2 separate regions of the Homo sapiens genome follow, and region 1 is linked to region 2. The links are chromatin contacts, found by Hi-C or POLR2A ChIA-PET in ENCODE. All regions are on one chromosome and are shown on one strand. Each heading gives the region's core, a stretch centred on a gene start or an enhancer-like site at or near the end of the contact. The rest is flanking DNA. Distances are from core to core; before and after follow the strand shown.

Region 1 (6,574 bases), core at 20-2,519, 560 kb after region 2:
AGATAGAGTAAGAGTCATGGTTGCTTGAATACAACCTAGTTTCTTCCTCTCATTTCCATGATACTGGAGTCAAAAACATAGAAATATCGGTTTCGTTGTGTGAATATTGTTGTGTTTCAGTTCACCAGTCACAGAAAATAAATGGACATGGTTGCAGTTTGAACTACATCCCTGAGGTTTACTTATGTATTTAAAACATAAGTTTAGTTTTGCAGTCGAGTAAAAAAAGGAATACTTGGGCTAAGTTCAAAATTCACAAAAAGTACTTTTGGTTCACAGTATGGGTCAAACCCCTAGCTATTTATTCTTAGCTGTCTGTTTCAGAGAGAAGTTGAGAGAACATCTTCCCCTTTACTAGAAAGGCCTATGAAAAATGAGTTACTTAATATTCCTCCTCTATTTTCCTCTGGGTAAAGGTGCATATTCCTAAATTTAGTAGAGTTTAAGTAGATCTTCCTCCCCTTTTCACATCCTTCCTGTTTTGTTCATGATCTGGGGGATTGGGGGAAGTATTTTTTTTAAGTAGTGTTGCTGTTTCTCTTTCTGCTTGAGCATTAAGGATAGATCCTATGTAGTAATTCCTGAGCATCCTGCCCTCAACAGACGACCAGTGATGAGGTTAATGAGGTGTTGGAAGATGGCAAAACCAATTCTAGTGTTAGGCTTTCCAGCTTTTTAATTAGGAGTCCTGATGAATGGCTTGCTTGTAAAATACTCTTTCACTGGGTGACACCCCCACCCAGACAGGAGAGATGAGGAAGCGCATGGTGAGATAAAACAGGGCAGTCAGTCCTCTGCTTTCTCCCAAGTTTGTCCAGCTCACATCCAGGGCCTGTAGCTGTCTGTAGCTGCCATAAATAATGTCCCAGGGCCTTCCAGAGGCTTCCAAAGGCCAGAGCTGCCAGTGCAGCGTGAATTATCACGGAAATATGAGATAGCTGGGAGCTTTCTCTCGGCATTTTTCTTCTGCAGACCGCTGGGCTGGATCCAGGGTCTCCCACAGTTTTTTGTGTGTGTTTGTTAGATGGAGCCTATATGGGCTGTTGTGGACCTGGGTACTTCCAGGTACTCACAGTCATGAAACCAGAAGGTTTTCAGGGGCTATCCTTATTAAACAACCCAGGAGGCTTGCACTTTGAGAACATGCCAGTGTTGCACCTCAGAGGAAGGGTTCCGAGCACTGCCCTCATTGTGCCGTGATTGACGTGTGTTCCAGTATTTTCCAGGACTCTGTGGACATTATCACTGGGACACAGCCACGTTTCTTTTTCTCAAGTGAAAGAAGTTTTGTCCAGGAAAGACGTCAAGGCTGAAAAGACAAACAGTGTGACTATATGTGGGTGGATGAGGTGCAGGGAAAGAATCTCTTCTAGGAATAGAAATATAAACCCTTTACTGTAATTTTACAAGTTGTATTTCCCCCCAGACTGATCTTTGGACAATTTTAAGAGATTAAGAAACCCACAGATACTATACTCAATATCTGGGTGACGGATTCATTTGTACTCCAAATGTCAGCATCATGCGATACACCTTTGTAACATGTCTGTACATGTACCCCTTGATTCTAAAATAAAAGTAGAAAAAAGAAACAGGAAATCAGAGTTGTAAGAGCAGTGATAGCAATTGGTGCCATTTCTCCTTCTACCCCACTTTTAAAAAATAACTTGGCTGGGCACAGTGGCTCACGCCTCTAATCCCAGCACTTTGGGAGGCTGAGGGGGGCAGATCACCTGAGGTCAGGAGTTCGTGACCAGCCTGGCCAACATGGTGAAACCCCGTCTCTACTAAAAATACAAAAATTAGCCTGGCGTGGTGGCATGCACCTATAATCTCAGCTACTTTGAGGCAGGAGAATTGCTCGAACCCAGGAGGTGGAGGTTGCAGTGAGCTGAGGTCGCGCCACTGCACTTCAGCCTGGGTGACAGTGCGAGACTCCATCTCAAAAAAGAAAAAAAAACTTGATTTTTAAAAAATTTGGTGACTCATTCTATGAATTTTAACATTTGTATAGATTCTTGTCACCACCACCATAATCAGGGTTCAGGACAGTTCCATCACCCACCCCCACTAAGCTCCCTTGTGCTGTCTCTTTATAAGCATACGCTTCCCTGACCCCTAACCCCTGCCAACCACTCATCAGTTCTCTATCCCTATAGTTTTGTCTTCTTGAGAATGTCATATACATGGAATCCTACAGCATGTCACCTTTTTGAGATGGGCGTCTGTGACTCACCAAAATGCCTTTGGGATCAATCCAAGTTGTTGTGTATATCAATAGTTGGTTCCATTTTATTTCAACATATGGATGTACCACCATTTGTTTATTCGTTCACTTGTTGAAGGACATTTGAGTTGTTTCCAGTGATTCAAGTCCTTTATTTTTTTTTAGATTGTGCTGAAACATATAACATATAATTTTCCCCTTTAGCTATCTTGAAACGTACAAATCAGTACCTGGTATTAATTACGTTCACACTGTTGTGCAATCATCACTACTATCTGTTTCCAAAACGTTTCCATCACCCCACATAGAAACTGTGTAACCATTAAGCAATAACTCTCCATTTGCCCCAGCTTCTGGCAATTCTGATCTACTTTTTATCTCTATGAATTTGCCTATTCTAGATATTCTCATATAAATGGAATCATACAATACTTGGCCCTTCGGGTCTGGGTTTTTTCACTTAGCATAGCGTTTTTAAGGTTCATCCATATTGTAGCACGTAACAATGCTTCATTCCTTTTTATGGCTGAGTACTAGTCCATTACATGTATATAACACATTTTCTTTCTTTTTTTTTTTTTTTGAGACGGAGTCTCGCTCTGTCACCCAGGCTGGAGTGCAGTGGCGCGATCTTGGCTCACTGCAACCTCTGCATCCCGGGTTCACACCATTCTCCTGCCTCAGCCTCCCGAGTAGCTGGGACTACAGGCGCCTGCCACCTCGCCGGGCTAATTTTTTTTGTATTTTTAGTAGAGACGGGGTTTCACCGTGTTGGCCATGATGGTCTCCATCTCCTGACCTTGTGATCCGCCCGCCTCGGCCTCCCAAAGTGCTGGGATTATAGGCGTGAGCCACCGCGCCCGGCCTAACACATTTTCTTTATCCACTCATGTTGGGGACACTTGGGTTATTTATACTGTTTGGTTATTGTGAATAATGTTGCTATTCACATTGGCATACAAGTAGTTGTTTGTGTCTGTGCTTTTAAATTTTTTTTTTTTTTTGAGATAGGATGTCACTCTGTCGCCCCAGCTAGAGTGCAGTGGCATGATCTCAGTTCACTGCAGCCTCAACCTCCCCAGCTGAAGTGATTCTTTCACCTTAGCCTCCAGAGTACAGGCACACACCACCACACTTGGCAAATTTTTTTTTTTGATATTTTTTTTTTAGAAATGGGTTTTCACCATGTTGCCTAGGCTGGTCTTGAATTCCTGGGCTCAAGTGATCCACCCGCCCCGGCTTCCCAAAATGCTGGGATTACAGGTGTAAGCCACTGTGCCTGGACTCTTTTTTTTTTTTTTTTTTTTTGAGACAGGGTCTGGCTCTGTCACCCACGCTGTAGTGCAGTAATATGATCTTGGCTCACTGCACCCTCAGCTTCCTGGGCTTACCTGCTTTTGATTCTTTTGCCACTCCTACTTTTTAATTTAAATTGGCAGGAGAAGGAAGATTTTAGTTCTAAGAATCTGATACTTTGTATGAATCTAGTAATTGTTCTTTGTATTTCGTAAGCTTAAAGGATTTTAGGAATTCTACCAGCTTTTTTGCCATTAATGTCTCTTGTGTCCTGAGAGGATGAAGATGGTAGTCAGAATTTGGTTATGGGAAAAGGGGACTCGTGGAAGTGGCCCAGGGCCCATTGGGGGAGCCAGCCTCTGTTTGCGTGCCCTGGCTCAGGTTGTGGTGTAATCGTTTGCTTGGGTCTGGAAGTAGTCTTTGATAGCATCTCATGTGATTGACTTTGTCTGGCCCTTGCTTCATTTCTCCACAGGGTTTGCGAGGCCATTAGAAGACTTAAGGAGATAGGGGCCAAAAGTACCATGTGGGAAGAAGCTTTCACACTCTGCAGGATCTGCTTTTATTTGTAAGATGTGTCTGAACCTACCCAGACTTAGAGCTCAGCTAATTCCGCACTCATTTAGATTGATTGGTAGTAGGGCCAGTCTGAACTGTAAAATGTTTGAGAAATAGATTATGATTACCTTCAAGGATGCACCTTTGTGACAAAGAACTTAATAGGCTTTCTTTAATTAAGAGATAGCTATAATTTATATTTAAGTAGCTTCATTTGTATACGGTAGGGGCTAAAGTCATTAAAAAGCAATGGTATTTTTAAGTAGTGCAGTTTCTCTTCCAATGTTGCTAGTTGGCCTATTAAATTTCCCCTGATAAACATTGTAAAGATAGGAGTTCAGTCTAGCCTTTCTTATCATGAATTGCCACCCCATAGAGACTAAAAAGTATAAGGTTATCGCTCTGTACAGCTAGGATTGCCCTCTTTGTTGACTGGATATGTAGCAGAGTTTTGTTGTTTTTTTTGCGTGCATAAGCATTCTTTTGACCCTAGAGTGTAACAAACCCTCCCCTTTACCAGTCCTCTGCTGTAGCCTTCCGCCAAGCCTAATATTCTCACCCCAAGAGATTCTTTTGGCTTAAAACCCTTCTTTCCAGGAAGTTGTTAAATCTAACAGAGAAAGAGAGAGAGAGAACCAGACTCCGTATATACATTGTTAAGTGTCAGAGAGTTCTAGGAGGGGTGTGTGTGTGGTGTGGGGGGGTGGGAGGGATGAGTGTGTATGTGTGTGTGTGTCTATGTATGTTTCTGTTTTCTTTTGAATGGATGAAAGGACTGTAAATCTATTCTGGATCACCTGGATGATCACTCGGGGACTGTTGACCACACTCTTTCAGTTCCCAAGTTTGCATGGAAGTTGATGCTCACACAGGGACCAAGGGAAGGCTAATACTACCCCATCCCAAGGTATACTGAAGAGAAGACAGAGTGGGAAAACTAAGTCATCAATGGCCCACACTAACTAAGGCATTCCACACTCAAAAAAGCCTGGTAGTTGATACCTTATTCATTGCTGGTGAAGGTGAACACAGAGCCAGCTTTGTAGGTCCTAAGTTCATTAGGATTTTTTCCTTGAATAATCTTTTGGTATTACATTTTGGGGTCTCATTAAATTGATTAACCTTTCAAAATAATGGAACAGAGGTTAACATGGGTTTACCATTAAAAAGGAGTAATTACAACAATGATAATAATAACTTATGAAGCCCTTTGTGTGTCCTGGGCACAGGGCTAAATGCTTTCCTTGTATTGTTGCATTGAATCTTCACAACTTCCCCATGAGTAAGCATTCTTACCATATCCACTTTACAGGAAAGCAGATAGAAACTAAGAGTTTCAGTCGCTTACCCGAATCACACAGTGGGATTTAAACCCAGGCAGTCTGACTCCAGACCCATCATTCTAAGCCACTGTGCTGGCCTCCCACAGTGAAACAGAAAGCATAAAACTATATTGCAGGATTCTAGATTCTAACAATCTGGTATTTTGTCTGTGGAAACAGCTCAAGTGTCCATCAACAGATAAATGGATGGTGCATTCTGTCACATTTATGTCAATGTTTTGGATTTTATTGGCACCGTAACTTTGTTTTTAATTTATAAATAAATCACATATATATTTACACATTTGTTTGGGTTTAATAGTTGTTTACTATTAAACAACTTTATAGTTTAAAGAACTATAAGCATATGAGGTTTATACCTAGTTTTATATATTTGTGCATATTTTAGTAATATTATAATAAAAGTGGCTTAGGTCAACACTGGCAGGCCACAGTAGTATGTCATTAACACCCTGAACACATTAACACTGTTTACTTTAAATAAAATCCCTTAATAGCCTAAGAGACTGAACCTATTTTGATGGCTGAGAATGAAGAGGTCATGAGAAGGTTCAAAACAGAAGTTCAGAAGTGGATCTGCAGTTGGTTACGAGGCACCAGACGGGCGGGTTGATGGTTATTTTCTCTCAGCTTTTTGAAGACCAGATTCTGCTCTCTCCTGGCCACTGTCGTCGTGTTGAGAAGTCTGCTGCCACTGTAAATGCCACTGTGGAGGACATCATTCTTTCCTCCAGCTATTTTTTTTTTTTTTTTTTTGAGACAGAGTTTCACTCTTGTTGCCCAGGCTGGAGTGCAAAGGCGTGATCTCAGCTCATCGCAACCTCCGCCTCCTAGGTTCAAGCGATTCTCCTGCCTCAGCCTCCCTGGGATTACAGGCATACTCCACCACGCCCCACTAATTTTGTATTTTTAGTAGAGACGGGGTGTCACCATGTTGGTCAGGGTGGTCTCGATCTCCCGATCTCAGGTGATCTGCCTGCCTTGGCCTCCCAAGGTGCTGGGATTACAGGTGTAAGCCACCACTCCTGGGTCTTCGAGCTATTTTTAAGATATTCTCTGTAGCATTCTTCATGCTCACAAAGGTATTCCTAAATGTGGATATGGTTTTATTTGTACTGAAGGGGACTCCATGTTTTTCCTGAACCTCAGG
Region 2 (7,215 bases), core at 2,276-4,775:
CTGTAAACAGACATGCCATGCCCAGGCCTGCTATCCCATCAGCTGGGTGACTCTACACAAGCACAGTTTGTGAAAGAGGGCTCCCAACCTGCACCACCAGCAAGGGCACTTTGCAAGCAATGGTGGGAGTTATCTGTGGGGCCTCTAAGGCTGAATCCCAGAAAGGTTGCCCCATTATCTGGTCACTTTCAGTTCACAGCATTAAACCTATGAACTAATGTGACTTGGGGTGATGGTTTTTGTTAATATATAATAAAACAAAGGCACAGTCTCCACTTAACAGTTAAAATATCGAGAATGTAAGTGATCTTAAAGAACTCAGCTCTATTCAAGGGCAGGAAAAGAGAAAAAAACTCAGTTCTGTAGATTTCCTTTCATTTTAATTCACATGTGCCACAGAGTTGTGAACAGGATTTACTGTTCCTTTCTTAAAAGATTAGAATGCAGAAGCAGAGAGGGAATGTGACTATTTCTTCCGGACCCCTCAGCAACCCAGAACTCTTTAGAAAAGATAATTTCCTGATTTCCAGCCCCAGGTCCTTTCCCAGATCAAGATGCCCTCATGATAAAGACGGCCCTAAACCTGTTTCCAAGCTGCAGAGCTAAAAACAGCGAGTAAACACCCCCACCCCACGTACTGATTGAAGATTACCCAACAGAAATCTGGGTGCCATCACTCATTTCACAAAAGTTCACTTTAAACAGGGAAGTTTTCACTGATTTAGATGCTTGTTTATTGGCTTGGGCAAAGAAATGTAAATCTAACATGTCTATACACGTCAGAAAGGAAGAGAAAATGCTTCTAAAGTTCTAATGAAAATAAGGAAATTGGAACCACAAAAAATTCACATTCAAATGATAGCCAATTTTTTAGGGGAAAAGCTAAATTCAGTTTAAAACACTTATATTTTAATCATACTTCACCACATTTATTAATCTCTGAGCACGGGGCTAGAAGCACAAGCATCCTTGGTGTCCCAACAGTGACCTCTACCAACTACAAGGAACAAGGGAACCCCTCTCTCCATACCTGGTCAGGTACAAATATTCCAACATTAGCGATGCTGGCCTCCTCTCTGCCTGTGAAAAGCATGAAAGGGGCCTGAGGCCAGAGAGCCTGCTGTCTCAGGCAGTCAGCCAAAGGCACCAAAAACGTGCTCAAGGGATTCACCTCACACTGGGAATAATGATGTCTTCCAAAGACGCAAGAGGAACAGTGAGTAACAGGGTCAGCAGGGATTTTAGCCTTATTTACCATGCCTTCATCTTTAATAAGAATGTAGGTGGTACCAGTATAGTTAAGATTAACAAGAGAAAGACAAGTCCACCAGCGCAAGCTGGTGGGGCCCTTATGCCCTTACCTCTCTAGCATCCATGACAGTGCCCACCCCCACCGTCAAGGCCATGGTGGGCACCTTGGTGAGTTCTCCATCGAAGAACCTAGCATTGGCCAGGATGGTATCCATGGCCAGCGTCTTCACACGGGTCCTGGACACCAGACTGGAGCCTGGCTCGTTGAAGGCAATGTGTCCATCAGGGCCGATGCCTATAGGGAGAGAGCCCGTGCAGCCCTGTCAGTCCCAGGGATCCAAGATTTCAAGAATGGACAATCTCTCCTTCCCTAACTAGGGTCTGAAGAAAAATCATTGAAAGCTGTGTCACCTTTCTCATTTGCAGCCCTGGGCAGGTACACCTTAAACATGTGATCTGTCCCCCTCCCTACCATTTCTTTCTCTTTGCCATACTGTCTCAGAGGAGACCCTCCCCATCATGTCTATCTGAGGCACACACAGACATTGTTAACTTGCTATCACCCTCAAAAAGCTGAGGAGGAAACACTCCAAACAGCTTCTGCCTCCCCAGATTGTCAGAAAAGTGGACCTTCTCTGTCTCTTCTGCCTGTAGTTAGAGGGTCCTGCTGCTGGGATAGAGGTGCAGTGAACAAAACACCCAGAGAACCTGGACAGGGGCTGCCAAGGTTCTAAAATCTCAGAGGATGAGAGGTCCTGCCCCCCTCCTCCCCACCTTGAAGTATAGAAGAGTGATCTCTAGAGCAATAAAAGGCAGTTCAATGTTACCCCTCATGGGTAACTCCAGAGGTGGCGATAGATGGATACACAGAAGGGCAGCCCAGAGGACCCGAGCACAAATCCAAGAAGCACACACTTGCTCCCACCTGTGAACCTTGAGTGAGTCACCTAACTTCTCTGGGGTTCAACTGGCTATCTACAGGGGCTGTGTGGAGCCTTCCGGAACTACATGAGTCCATGATGTTAAATGTTTAGATAAGTTCCAGGACTGATCCATAAAACCTTAAGACTGGGGAGTAGACAGAATCTCAGAGTCCAAACCCAAACCTCTCAGTTTACAGACAAGGCATCAAACTGCAGAAAGAGATCTCCAAGATAACATAGTTCCTGAGTAACAGAGCCAGGCAGGGCCCATTTCTCCCGCCTCTGTCTCTACGGTCACTAGCACACCCAGAAGAAGCTGTCTGCAGACAGGCATTGTGTCTTGTCCTCCTTCCCACGGGTCTGGCCCTGGACATGTGTGCTGCAGAGTGTCAAGCTCACCTCCAACAAATAGCTCGATCCCACCTGCAGCCTTGATCTTCTCTTCAAAGGCATCACATTCTGCCTGTAGGTCGACTGCATTCCCATCCAGAATGTGGGTGTTTTCTGGGTGGATGTCAATGTGCTTGAAGAAGTTGTTCCACATGAAGGAGTGGTAACTCTCCGGGTGGTCTCGAGGAAGGCCTGTGGGGCCGTGAGACACTCGGTTATGCCTAGGCCAAGCCAAAGCCCCTCTCCTAAGAAGGATGCCAGGACACCATGCTGACCTACAGAGACACTCCCAGGGGTCTGCCCATCTGGGAGCCTTAGGCACCAGCCCTCTGACCCCTAGCCACTCGGCACAGGCTGAGCCAGTATCCATAAGTGTCCACCCACCCAGTACCACCATCTGTGGCCACAGGGCTTGGCCAGAGTAACTGCACACCAAGGGCCTGGGAAATCCCCACATTCTGATCTGATCTGCTTTTCATAAGGCAATGACCATAGGTTAGAGGCTGGGGACACTCTGGCCACCTGGGGTAGGGCTGAACTCATCTTAGAAAGCAAGCAAGCACACCCCTCACCCTGTGCCTCTCAACCCACCATCCACTCCCAGTTCTACCCCACTCAGCCTGAATAAATCCCAGCTTGAACACCAGGTGGTTAGAGAGAACTATCTTAGGGCTTCCCCAGATCAACTTTTTTTTTTTTGGCCAGGAAAAAAAAATAATGTTTAATGTTAAGCATTAAGAATATGTAAAATCAGCCTTAAAAAGGAAGGAAATTTTGACACACACTACAACAATGGATGAACCTTGTGGACTTTATGCTAGGTGTAAGAAGCCAGTCAAAAAGACAAATACTTTATGATTCCAGTTATATACTCTAGTTTGATTCTAGAGTAGTCAAATTCATAGAAACAGACAGTAAAATGGTGGTTTCCGTGGCTGGTGAAGTGGGAAATGAGAAGTTGTTGTTTCACGGGTATAGAGCCTGAGTCTTACAAGATGAAAAGAGTTCTGGAAATTGGTTGCACAACAATGTGAATGCACTTAACACTACTGAACTATACACAGAAAGGTGGTTAAGATGGTAAATGTCATGTTACATGTATTTTACCACAATTTTTTTTTTAAAAAAAGGATGTTTAAAATGAAGCTATTACAAAAGGACTGGGTGAGGGAGAGGTGATAGAAGACCAAGGTATAGTCTTTCAGCAGCAGGAAGGATACCAATCTCAGGTCCCCTTCAAGTGTACCTGGCAGAAAGGGGAGCTGGAGGCCACACACAGAAGAGAAAGCACAGACACAGATCCTAGGGGAAACACCCGAGCCAGGATCCCACTTGCAATCATTTGTTCCAGAAAGAAATGGAATGGAGTTGAGGAGCAGGCAGAGGAGAAGGAGATACTCTAATATTTATTAAGTATTTGTTATGTATAAGAAACTTCCACATCTTTTATCATAAAAGGATTAAATGAATTTAATGCTTACAACCTGTGAGGTCAGCTTTATTAGCCCCATTTTATAGCTGAGTAAACCAAGAGGTAAGTATTGATAATTGAGCCTATCATCAAATGTCACTGGCTCCCCGATTCCTCTCCAGGACTGGGCCAATGAGAGGAGGAGCATCACTCTCCTAGAATCAGGAAAGAACCTTGAAAGAGAAAGACTCACCCACGTACTCATCCATGTTGAAGGTCTTCACATATTTAAAGGACAGGTCCCCATTCTTATAGTATTCAATCAGCTTCTTGTAGCAGCCAAGTGGGGTACTCCCTGCAAGAGTGGCCACACCCATGAACACCCCTTGCACCCCAAGTCTGGAAGCCCAGAGGGTTCACAGGAATAAGTCAGGGCTGCTCACAGGGAGAACCTGTCAGATCTGAAGTCCTACCCAGTACTCCAATCCTAACTGCCATCCATCCATTAATTGCTTGTTTAATGCCTATTTTGCCACTAGACTGTAAGCTCCAGGAGGGCAGGACTGTGTCTGCCTTGATCACTGCTGAATCTCCCAGTATCCAGCACACTGATGACTGAAATCACTCTGATTAGTACCTGAGTGAACATCAGACTTCATTATTGACATGATACTCCCTGAACAAGTAATATGTGCAAGGCACAGGGCCATGTGATAAGGACACAGGGGAGCAAGGGACAGTAGCTACTCTAAGATAACTCACTAGGAGTAGAACACAAAGCAGGAACGTCAGTTGTGATAGGGTAAAGCACAGGCTCACCCAGTGCTTCAGGGTTCAAGGAAGACTTCCCTGAGGAGCAGCGAAGCCCTAGTTGAGTCTCATTAAAAAGTCAATGTCATGGCTAGGCATGGTGGCTCACGCCTGTAACCCCAACACTTTGGGAGGCCAAGGCGGGCAGATCACTTGAGGTCAGGAGTTCAAGACCAGCCTGGAAAACATGGTGAAACCCTGTCTCTACTAAAAATACACAAAGTAGCTGGGCATGGTGGCATGTGCCTGTAATCCCAGCTACTCGGGAGGCTGAGGCACAAGAATCACTTGAACCTGGGAGGCAGAGGTTGCAGTGGGCCGAGATTGCACCACTGCACTCCAGCCTGGCCAATAGAGCCAGACTCTATCTTGAAAAAAAAAAAAAGTCAATGTCATAAAAACACACACACAATAAAAGGTAGGAGGACACTGTATATTAAAAGACTAAAGATGCATGAACCCTGACTGGACACTGAATTAATTTTTTAAAAACCAACCTATAAAAGATAAATGTGGACAATTGAGAAAAAATTGTGAACACAGTTTGCATATTAGATGATGGCATGATTTTTCATTTTCTTAGGTATGATGGTATCATGGTTGTGTAGGAGAATGTCCTTATTCTCAGGAGATATGTGCTGAAGGATTTAGAGATAAGTGTCAGGATGTCTGGAACTTATTTTCATGTGGTTCAGAAAAAAAAAGTGTGTGTGTGTGTAGATAAAGAACAAGAGCCAGAGAAAGGTAAAAGCAAATGTGGCAAAATGGTAACAATTGGTGAATTTAGGTGAATGGTATTGACCTGTTTTTTTCCTCTTTTTTGAATATTTGAAATTTTGCAAACTAAAAAAATGAAAGAAAAAAAACCCATCGAGATTACGTCATGTCACCCCTCTTTTCAAAACCCACCAATAGCTTCTCATTTCACCCTCAGCAACACCAGTTATTCTAAGGCTCCACAGAACCTGGCCCCTGGCTATGAGACCCTCCCTGCCACCATATCCAACACTGCACAGCCCCACCCCTGCCGACACACTCCCTATCCTTTCCTGCTTCATGTTTCTCCTTTCCTCTTATCACCATCTAACATACTCTATATTTTGCTAATTATTATGTCTCTCCCATTATAATTTAAGCCTCAGAAGGCAGAAGTTCATATCCTTTTTGTTCATTGCTGTATCCTTAGAGGCTAGAACAGCTTTGCATACAGAGGGTACTCAATAAATACCTGCTGAGTGAATGGCAGCTCCCCGCAGCCCACCCAAAATAATTAGTTGGTCCGTGTGACAAGGCCTTAGCTATGCCTGAGCCACATAGCTTCCTCTCTCCTGCCATTTTCCAAACTTCTAGCCTTCCCATGAATTCTCTGAACTTCCCAGTATCTAGCCAATAAACTCCTTTTCTGCTTAATTTAGCTGGAGTTGGTTTCTGTGGTTTCCACTCAGAACCCTGACAGGTGCTACATCTAACAGAAGCAATGTTCCAAGGAACCCGTGTGGAAACGCTGTCCTGTTGGTTCAAGCAGGACAGGCAGGGAGAGGCCAGGTTTTGGAGGGCCTTGAATGCCACTCTGAAGAGCTTGGATCTGACTCTGCAATGATGGGAACGAGGGAATGGTTTCAGAAGGCCAGACTCTGACCCATACAGAGGTTGGGTCTCTCCACAGTTAGGAGACAGGATGTTAGCACAGCCTCCGAGGGCCTGAGACATTGGTAGTTTCACAGGCACAGGTGGATACTACTCCCACAAACCTCTAGTGCAGAACTCAGCAAACTTTGGTCCACAGGCCAAATTTGGCCTGCGGCCTTTATTTTTTATTTTTTTAGACAGAGTATCGCTGTCACCCAAGCTGGAGTGCAGTGGCACAATCTCAGCTCACTGTAACCTCTATCTGCTGGGTTCAATTGATTCTCCTGCCTCAGCCTCCTGAGTAGCTGGGATTATAGGTGCCCGCCACCATGCCCAGCTAATTTTTATATTTTTAGTAGAGGCAGGGTTTCACCATGTTGGCCAGGCTGGTCTCAAATTCCTGACTTCAAATGATCGACCCACCTCAGCCTCCCAAAGTGCTGGGATTACAGGCGTGAGCCACCACACCCGGCCCTGTGGCCTGTTTTTATACAGCTTATGAGTTAAGAATGGTTTTCTTTTCTTTCTTTTTTTTTTTTTTTTTGAGACAGAATCTTGCTCTGTCACCTAGGCTGGAGTGCAATTGCACAATCATGGTTCACTGCCTCGACCTCCTGGCCCAAGCAATACTCACACCTCACACCGTAGCCTCCTCAGTAGCTGGGACTACAGGCATGTGCCACCATGCCTAGCTAATTTTTCTATTTTTTGTAGAGATGGGGTTTTGCCATGTTGCCCAGGCTAATCTCAAACTCCTGGGCTCCAGCAATCTGCCTACCTCAGCCTCCCAAAGTGCTGAAA

The links. Hi-C counts contacts between places; a loop is a spot of excess contacts on that map. ChIA-PET counts read pairs that join two places held with the same protein, here RNA polymerase II (POLR2A). Pooled maps may share reads with other maps.
Region 1: a map of Right ventricle myocardium superior shows a loop between it and region 2 (2.9-fold over the local background). The contact joins two enhancer-like sites. A Hi-C loop is called at or near these places in 9 of 168 maps with a recorded cell type or tissue (A673, IMR-90, Right ventricle myocardium superior and 6 more), 2 of 37 single-sample maps with no recorded cell type and 12 of 50 pooled maps. POLR2A ChIA-PET finds 5 or more read pairs at or near these places in 1 of 52 experiments (endothelial cell of umbilical vein).

Annotation. Positions count from the first base shown.
Region 1 is chr5:142,567,607-142,574,180 of GRCh38, forward strand. No RefSeq gene overlaps it. Among named protein-coding and RNA genes, the nearest start is that of FGF1, 120 kb to the right of the region's middle. Within about 2 kb of position 1,270, at least 10 of the 41 ENCODE cell types and tissues checked have a DNase peak (open chromatin) inside an H3K27ac peak, as active enhancers do.
Region 2 is chr5:142,003,571-142,010,785 of GRCh38, forward strand. GNPDA1 (glucosamine-6-phosphate deaminase 1) reads right to left here. Exons shown (of 7, transcript NM_005471.5): 3 at 4,229-4,330; 4 at 2,574-2,756; 5 at 1,362-1,546. Among named protein-coding and RNA genes, the nearest start is that of GNPDA1, 5.8 kb to the right of the region's middle. Within about 2 kb of position 3,526, at least 3 of the 41 ENCODE cell types and tissues checked have a DNase peak (open chromatin) inside an H3K27ac peak, as active enhancers do.